Regions from separate parts of the Homo sapiens genome. Here region 2 is linked to region 1. Evidence: read pairs that join two places in POLR2A ChIA-PET (ENCODE). Cell type or tissue: OCI-LY7. All regions are shown on one strand. Links, peaks and the distances in the headings refer to the core of each region. The heading gives the core; the rest is flanking DNA.

What was found. Peaks named below come from ENCODE experiments on the same cell type or tissue, not always from the same donor. Only the 100,000 strongest peaks of a DNase experiment are listed, where the experiment ranks them.
Region 2: POLR2A ChIA-PET joins it to region 1 with 5 read pairs; 8 of 35 experiments call an interaction of 5 or more read pairs at or near these places.

Annotation. Positions count from the first base shown.
Region 1 is chr2:47,769,831-47,774,220 of GRCh38, reverse strand. No RefSeq gene overlaps it. Among named protein-coding and RNA genes, the nearest start is that of MSH6, 11 kb to the left of the region's middle. In OCI-LY7, for the core only: no CTCF peak of the experiment used is centred there; a DNase peak (open chromatin) is centred at 2,670; H3K27ac peaks cover 674 bases.
Region 2 is chr2:47,714,372-47,718,761 of GRCh38, reverse strand. No RefSeq gene overlaps it. Among named protein-coding and RNA genes, the nearest start is that of MSH6, 67 kb to the left of the region's middle. In OCI-LY7, for the core only: CTCF peaks have their summits at 2,039 and 2,256 (motif pointing left); DNase peaks (open chromatin) are centred at 1,905, 2,241 and 2,582; H3K4me3 peaks cover 2,529 bases; H3K27ac peaks cover 4,000 bases.

The DNA of each region.
Region 1 (4,390 bases), core at 209-4,208:
CTTGAGGTCAGGAGTTCAAGACCAGCCTGGCCAACATGGCGAAACCCCATTTCTATTAAAAAAAAAAAAAATACAAAAATTAGCCAGACGTGGTGGTGCGCACCTGTAATCCCAGCTACTCAGGAGGCTGAGGCATGAGAATTGCTTGAACCCCAGAGGCAGAGGTTGCAGTGAGCCGAGATCACGCCATTGCACTCTAGCCTGGGCAACAGAGCGAGACTCTGTCTCAAAAAAAAAAAAAAAAAAAAAAAAAGAACTGAAATGAACAAACTTTCTTCTCCCTGTGTTAAATAACACTTAAGACCAAACAAAAATAATTTGCCTGCTTGCTCCAGGAAATATCTGCTCCTGAAAGAGAAGTTTGTAAACTAACTAAACAGTTTACCTATCAAGACTAACAGCTCATCAAGACGTTTTCAAGCCCTTACCTTGCTGGACTACCCCCACCAATCCATTATGTCATGAATTCTGCCCCACCCAACTAGTTTCCTTCTTTGCAAGACCCAACGTCAAATGACATGGACGGGGAAGGTAGTTCCAGACCCCCCTAGATCCAATGCCTGGTTATCTCTCTGGCATCTCAAACTTAACATATTCTAAGCTGAACTCTTTTTTTTTTTTTTTTTTTTTGAGGCAGGGTCTCACTCTGTCATCCAGGCTGGAGTGCATTGGCAAAATCTCAGTGCACTGCAATCTCTGCCTCCCAGGCTCAAGCAATCCTCCCACCACAACCTCCCAAGTAGCTGGGACCACAGCTGCATGCCACCACTCCTGGCTAGTTTTTATATTTTTTGTAGAGACAGGGTTTCATCAGGTTGCCCAGGCTGGTCTCAAATTTCTGGGCTCAAGCCATCCACCCACCTAGGTCTCCCAAAGTGCTAGGATTACAGGTGTGAGCTACTGCACCTGCCCTTAAGATGAACTCTTGATCTCCCCTCCTCTAATCTGTCCTCCACCATCTTCTCCATTTTAGGGAGTGACACACCTCTATTCATCCAGTTGCTCAAGTAGTCAGACTTGATACCTCCTCTCCCTTGCCCTTCACATGCAAAGCCTCAGCAATGTCTGCCAGTTCCACCTCCACACATGGAACAAAACTGTCTCCTCTTCTTCTCCCCATTACTCACAGAATCCTCCTAATATGGATCTCTGCTTTTGCTATCATCTTCCTAACATTCCTCCATTTCCTTTTTTTTTTTTTCCTCTTGAGACTAAGTTTTGCTCTTGTTGCCCAGGCTGGATTGCAATGGCGCGATCTCGGCTCACTACAACTTCTGCCTCCTGGGTTCAAGCAGTTCTTCTGCCTCAGCCTCCCAAGTAGCTGGGATTGTATTTTTCTATTTTTAGTAGAGATGGGGTTTCACCATGTTGGTTTCACCAGGATGGTCTCGAACTCCTGACCTTAAGTGATCCACCCACTTCGGCCTCCCCAAGTGCTGGGATTACAGGCATGAGCCACCACGCCTGGCTCTTTTTTTAATCTTTAATTTTTTTTAGAGATGTGGTCACACTCTGTTGCCTAGGCTGGTGCAATCATAGCTCACTATAGCCTCAAACTCCTGGCTCAAGCATTCCTCCTGTCTCAGCCTCCCAAGTAGTGGCACTACAGGCACAAGCCACCATGCCTGGCTAGGTTTTAAATTCTTTGTAGAAGCAGGGTCTCACTATGTTGCCCAGGCTGATCTCGAACTCCTGGGCTCAAGCGATCCTCCAACCTTGGCCTTCCAAAGTGCTAGGATTACAAGTATGAGCCACCACACCCAGCCTTCATCCATCTTCTGTACAACAGCCAGAGCACACATCAGATGGTGTCACTTGCCTCTCCCATTAGAACTTCCCAGTGGATTCCCACCCATCACATAAGGAATACAATCCAAACGCCTTACTGCTGGTCCCTGTTACTTCTCCAGTCTTATTTTATGCCTTCACTTTCCTCATTCATGGTACTCTGGCCAGGCTCAGAGCCTCTTTCCCATCTCAGAGCCTCTGCACTGGCTTTGCCCTCTGTCCAGTGCTCTCTGTCCCCGACTTTACATTGCTGGCTCCTTCTCATCCTTCACGTCTTCGGCAATCTAAAGTAAGTCTCCCTTGTTGCTCCCTTTTTTTTTTTTTTTTTTTTTTTTTGAGGCACAGTCTCACTCTGTCGACCAGGCTGGAGTGCAGTGGCACAATCTTGGCTCACTGCAACCTCCGCCTCCTGGGTTAAAGTGATTCTCCTGCCTAAGCCTCCCTAGTAGCTGGGATTACAGGCACCCACCACTATGCCCAGCTAATTTTTCTATTTGTAGTAGAGACGGGGTTTCACCATGTTGGCCAGGCTGGTCTGCAAATCCTGACCTCATGTGATCCACCGCCTTGGCCTCCCAAAGTGCTGGGAATACAGGCGTGAGCTACCCGGCCCAGCCTCACTTGTTACTCTCATCTGTGCACCAATCACTTGGTCCACAAGTTCATGGAATCAACTTCCTAATTTTGCTTAGTTATTTATGTATTGCTCTTCTCCACTGCACTTCAGGTGTTAAAGGCTTGTTTACCACTGTACACTCAACACTCAAGAACAATGCCTGTGTATATTTAGCCCTTATGGCAAGCTCATCGCCTTAATGGCCCCCAATTCAATAGCCTTCTTTCTTCCTGTAATTTTGTAAGTCCCTCCCACTTTGTCTCTGGCTCACCATGTGACTTGCTTTGGCCAATAAGATGTTAGCAGAGGTTTGAAAAGCACATGGGAGCTTCCTCTTGCCTTCCCACACAATTGGGCTTGTTTTTTCTTGGCCTCCTGCCACTGTCATGAGAGCACACCAGCTAGTCTGCTGGAAGGATGAGGAATGGGAGAGGAATGTGGAGGAGATCTGAGTCAGCCTAGCAGAGCACATCCAGAGTAGCTGACCCTCAGATGTGTGAAGGAGCCCAACCAAGATCAGCAGAGCCATCTGCCTGACCTGCAGCTGAGACACATAAATAAGAAACCTGACAGCTGGGTGTGGTAGCTCACACCTGTGATCCCAGCACTTTGGGAAGCTGAAGAAGGAGGATCACTTGAGGCCAGGAGTTCCAGACCAGCCTGGCCAACATGGCAAAACCCCGTCTCTACTAAAAAATACAAAAATTACCAGAATCGCCTGAACCTTGGAGGCGGAGGTTGCAGTGAGCTGAGATTGCACCACTGCACTCCAGCCTGGGTGACAGAATGAGACTCTGTATCAAAAAAACAAAAACAAAAAATTAGTCAGGTGTGGTGGCAGGCACCTGTAGTCCCAGCTACTAGGGAGCCTGAGGAACAAGAATCACCTGAGCTTGGGAGGCGGAGGTTGCAGTGAGCCGAGACCACGCCACTGCACTCCGGCCTGGGTGACAGAGGGAGACTCCATCTCAAAAAAACAAACAAACCAACCTGAGACCAGAGGAACCGTAAAGCCAACCTACAGAATTATGCACAACAATAAATATTATTATTTTAGGCCACTATGTCTTAGTCCATTTTATGCTACTGTGACAGAATACCACAGACTAAGTAATTTATAAAGAGCTAAAATGTATCCCTCACAGTTCTGGAGGCTGGTAAGTTCAAAGTCAAGGCAGCAGCAGGTTTATTGTGTGGTGAAGGTCCAATCTCTGCTTCTGAGATGGTGCCTGGAACACTGCATCCTCCACAAGGGAGGAACACTGTCCTCACATGAAGGAATGTGGAAGAGCAAAAAGAGATGAATTCCCTCTGTCAAGCCCTTTTATAATCCAATCATAGCTGGGTGCAGTGGCTCACACCTGTAATCCCAGCACTTTGGGAGGTCGAGGCAGGTGGATCATGAGGTCAGGAGATCAAGACCATCCTGGCTAACAGGGTGAAACCCCGTCTCTACTAAAAATACAAAAAATTAGCTGGGCATGGTGGCGGGCGCCTGTAGTCCCAGCTACTCGGGAGGCTGAGGCAGGAGAATGGCATGAACCCAGGAGGCAGAGCTTGCAGTGAGCCGAGATCACGCCACTGCTCTCCAGCCTGGGCGACAGAGTGAGACTCCGTCTCAAAAAAAAAAAAAAAATCCAATCATCATTGATCCATCCAGGAGGGCCAAGCCCTCATGGCCTAAACGCCTCCCAAAAGGTCCCACTTCCCAACACCATTGCAGGGTGAGTGGATATGGGAGGGCAGAAGGGAGGTGAGCATCCTAGGGACCACGTGTGGGGCCTTCAGAGTTCTACAGGGCCCTGGGCCATACACAGAGACTGCAGGGTGAGTTCTAACCAAGCTGGCATGGGCAGTGAGGCGTCTAGCACCAAGTACACAGACAAAGAGTGTGAAAAGCCGGCTGATACAGGAGGGCCCTTGGGAAGACTGCCTGCGCATCCCACAGGATTCTGGGCTCTGCAGTTCTCAGAGGAAAGGGCCAGC
Region 2 (4,390 bases), core at 224-4,223, 55 kb after region 1:
CTCCCCAAACTTTTTTTTTTTTTTTTTTTTTTTTTTGAGATGGAGTCTTGCTCTGTTGCCCAGGCTGGAGTGCAGTGGCATGATCTCAGCTCACTGAAACCTCCACCTCCTGGGTTCAAGCAATTCTCCTGCCTCAGCCTCCTGAGTAGCTGGGACTACAGGCGCCTGCCACCATGTCCAGCTAATTTTTGTATTCTTAGTAGAGACGGGGTTTTACCATGTTGGCCCAGGCTTGTCTCAAACTCCTGACCTCAGCTGATCCGCCTTGGCCTCCCAAAGTGCTGGGGTTACAGGCATGAGCCACCATGCCCGACCTCAACTCCCCAAACTCTGGACTCTCTGCCTCCTCCTCCAGGTTACTGAGCAATGCTGGAGAAATTCCATTCTTGGGGAGATTGAAGATCCAAGGTCGCCAGGCTCAGCGGGGCTATGGCATGGCCTGACGGTCATATATACATTAAATTAAATAGAGATGAGGTCTCACTATGTTGCTCAGGCTGGTGTTGAACTCCTGGCCTCAAGCAATCTTCTCATCTCAGCTGCCCAGAGTGCTGGGATTACAGGCATGAACCATCATGCCCAGCCCCTTCTACCTGTTTCTAGTCAGCTCCCTCTCCCATTGCCTGCCTTCCCTTGTGCCTCAGAGTTCACTGCATCAGCCATGGCAAACTCCTCCGTCTGGGCTCTGAGTTTCCTTCCTTCTCGCTTTCTCAGGGACCTTGTCTGCTATCCCTTTTCTCCTATATCTTCAACTATTTCCTCTTTGTTCATTCTTTCTTCTCAGCTTACAAACCTGGCATCTAGTGGTTGCCAAATAATTCTTTTTATGAAGTCAAATTTAGGCAGGCTCAGTGGCTCACATCTATAATCTCAGTACTTTGGGGGGCCGAGGTGGGAGAATTGCTTGAGGCCAGGAGTTTGAGATCAGCCTGGGCAACATAGTGCAACCTCATCTCTACAGATAATTTAAAAATTAGCTGGGCATGGTGGTGGATGCCTGTGGTCCCAGCAACTTGGGAGGCTGAGGTAAGAGAATGGCTTGAGCCCAGGAGGGCAAGGCTGCATGCAGGCAGCCGTGATGGTACCACTGCACTCCAGCCTGGGTGACAGAGTGAGACCCTGTCTCTAAAAATAAATAAAGTAAAATTTATTCAGATATAATTTACAAACAATAAACTGCATATTTAAACTAGATAGCTCAATGAGTTGGTTTTTTTTCTCTTTGGAGACAGGATCTTGCTCTGTCACTCAGGCTGGAGTGCAGTGGTGCAATCATGGCTCACTATAGCCTTGAACTCCTAGGCTCAAGTCATCCTCCCACCTTAGCCTTTTGAGTTGTTGGGACCACAGGCGTGTACCACCTTGCCTAGCTAATTTTTAAATTTTTTTTTAGGGACAAGGGGTCTCACTTTGTTTCCCAGGCTGATCTGGAACTCCTGGCCTCAAGTGATCCCACCTCAGACTCCCAAAGTGCCAGGATCACAGCTGTGAGCCACTGTGCCTGGCCCTTAATGAGTTATGACAAATGCATATTCCCATCTAACCATCACCTCTGTAGGGTCCAGACCCAAAGGGTCGGTGGGTTTTTCTCCCCATGTGCAGAAATGAGAGATTGTAAAAATACAGACACAAGATAAAAAGATAAAAGACAAGACAGCTGGGCCCAGGGGACCACTACCACCAAGACGCAGAGACCGGTAGTGGCCCCGAATGCCAGGCTGCACTGATATTTATTGGATACAAGACAAAGGGGCAGGGTAAGGAGTGTGAGCCATCTCCAATGATAAGTAAGCTCACGTGGGTCACGTGTCCACTGGACAGGGGGCCCTTCCCTGCCAGGCATCCGAGGCAGAGAGACAGAGAGAGAGAGAGGGAGAGACAGCTTACACCATTATTTCTGCATATCAGAGACTTTTAGTACTTTCACTAATTTTGCTACTGCTATCTAAAAGGTAGAGCCAGGTGTACAGGATGGAACATGAAAGCGGACTAAGAGCATGACCACTGAAGCACAGCATCACAGGGAGACGGTTAGGCCTCCGGATAACTGCGGGTGGGCCTGACTGATGTCAGGCCCTCCACAAGAGGTGGAGGAGTAGAGTCTTCTCTAAACTCCCCCGGGGAAAGGGAGACTCCCTTTCCTGGTCTGCTAAGTAGTGGGTGTTTTTCCTTGGCACTGACGCTACTGCTAGACCACAGTCTGCTTGGCAATGGGTGTCTTCCCAGATGCTGGCATTACCGCTAGGCCAAGGAGGCCTCTGGTGGCCGTGTCCGGGCATAACGGAAGGCTCACACTCTTGTCTTCTGGTCACTTCTCACTATGTCCCCTCAGCTCCTATCTCTGTATGGCCTGGTTTTTCCTAAGTTATGATTATAGAGCAAGGATTATTAAAATATTGGAATAAAGAGTAATTGCTACAAACTAATGATTAATGATATTCATATATAATCACGTCTAGATCTAGATCTAGTATAACTCAGATCTAGTATAACTCTTGTTGTTTCATATATTTTATTATACTGGAACAGCTCATGCCCTGGGTCTCTTGCCTCGGCACCTGGATGGCGTGCTGCCCACAACTTCAATCAAGATATAGAACTTTCTTGGCCAAGTAGCACAAGCCATTGGGCCTGGCCAAATTTTTTTTCCATTTTAATGTTGAGTTAGACATCATAGTATGGATATATCACAATTTTTATCACAATTCATCTGTTTAAGGACAGTTGGGTTGTTTCCCAGTTTGGTCTAGTAGAAATAAGGTTACTATGAACATTTGGACACAAGTATTTTTGTGGATAGTTTCATTTATCTTGGTAAATACTTAAAAGTGGAAATGCTAGGTCATAGAGTAGGTGTATGTTTAACTGCCTAACTTTATAAGAAATTGCCAAACTGTTTTCCAAAGTGGTTGTATCATTTTACATTTTTATGAGCATTTAATGAGAATTCCAACTGCTGTACATCTTTGCTAACATTTGTTATCGTCTGTCTTTTGAATTTTAGTCATTATAGCGGTGCAAAATGGTATATAGTTCATTGCGGTTTTAATGTTTATTTGTCTGAGGAGTAACGTATACCTTTTCATGCACTTACTGGTCATTTGCATATCCCTTTTTTTTTGAGACTGTGTTGCCCAGGACAGAGTGCAATGGCACAATCTAGGCTCACTGCAACCTTTGCCTCCTCGGTTCAAGCGATTCTCGTGCCTCAGCCCTGAGTAGCTGGGATTACAGGTGTGTGCCACTTTGCCTAATTTTTGTATTTTTTTGTAGAGACAAGGTTTCACCACGTTGCCCAGGCTGGTCTTGAACTCTTGAGCTCAAGCTATCAGCCCACCTTAGCCTCCGAAAGTGCTGGGATTACAGACATGTGTCATCATGCCCAGCCCACTTTCTTTGTGAAGTGTCTGTTCAAGTCTTTTCACTATTTTTATTGTGTTGTTTCTTTAAAATTGCTGTATGAATTCTTTACATAATCTGGATACAAGTTATTTGTCAGAAATATGAGTTACAAATATGGCATGGGATATAGGCACATCCTAGCCTATGGCTTATGTTTCCATTTTCTTTTAAAAAATTTTTTAAATTTTAATTTAAATTAATTTATTTAGTTTTAGAGACAAGGTCCTACTCTGTCACCCGGGTTGGAGTGTGATGGTGTGATCATAGCTCACTGCAGCCTCAAACTCCTGAGCTCAAGCAATCCTCCCACCTCAGCCTCCCAAGTAGCTAGAACTACAGGCACATACCACCACTGCTGGCTAATTTAAAAAAAATTTTCAGCTGGGCACGGTGGCTCACGCCTGTAATCCCAGCACGTTGGGAGGCCAAGGCGGGTGGATCATGAGGTCAGGAGTTCAAGACCAGTCTGGCCAAGATGGTGAAACCCCATCTCTACTAAAAATACAAAAATTAGCTGGGCATGGTGGTGGGCCCCCGTAATCCCAGCTACTTGGGAGGCTGAGGCAGGAGAATTGCTTGAACCCGGGAAGCAGAGGTTGTGTTGAGTCGACATCTTGCCACTGCATTCCAGCCTGGGCAAGAGAGTGAGATTCTGTCTTAAAAAAAAAAAAAAAAAAAAAAAAAAAAGTTTCTATAGAGACGAGGCTCTCACTATGTTACCCAGGTTGGTCTCAAACTCCTGGCCTTATGTGATCCTCCTGCCTTGGCTTCCCAATGTGTTGAGATTACAGGTGTGAGCCACCATGCCCAGCTCTTTTCATTTTCTTGATGTCTTTTGATGAACTGAAGTTTTTAATTTTGATGAAATCAAATTTATCAACTTTCTTTATGGTTACTCCCCACCGTCCCTTTTTTAAAATGAGATGGGATCTCAGTATGTTGCCCAGGCTGGTCTTGAACTCCTGGGTTCTAGCAATCCTCCCAACTT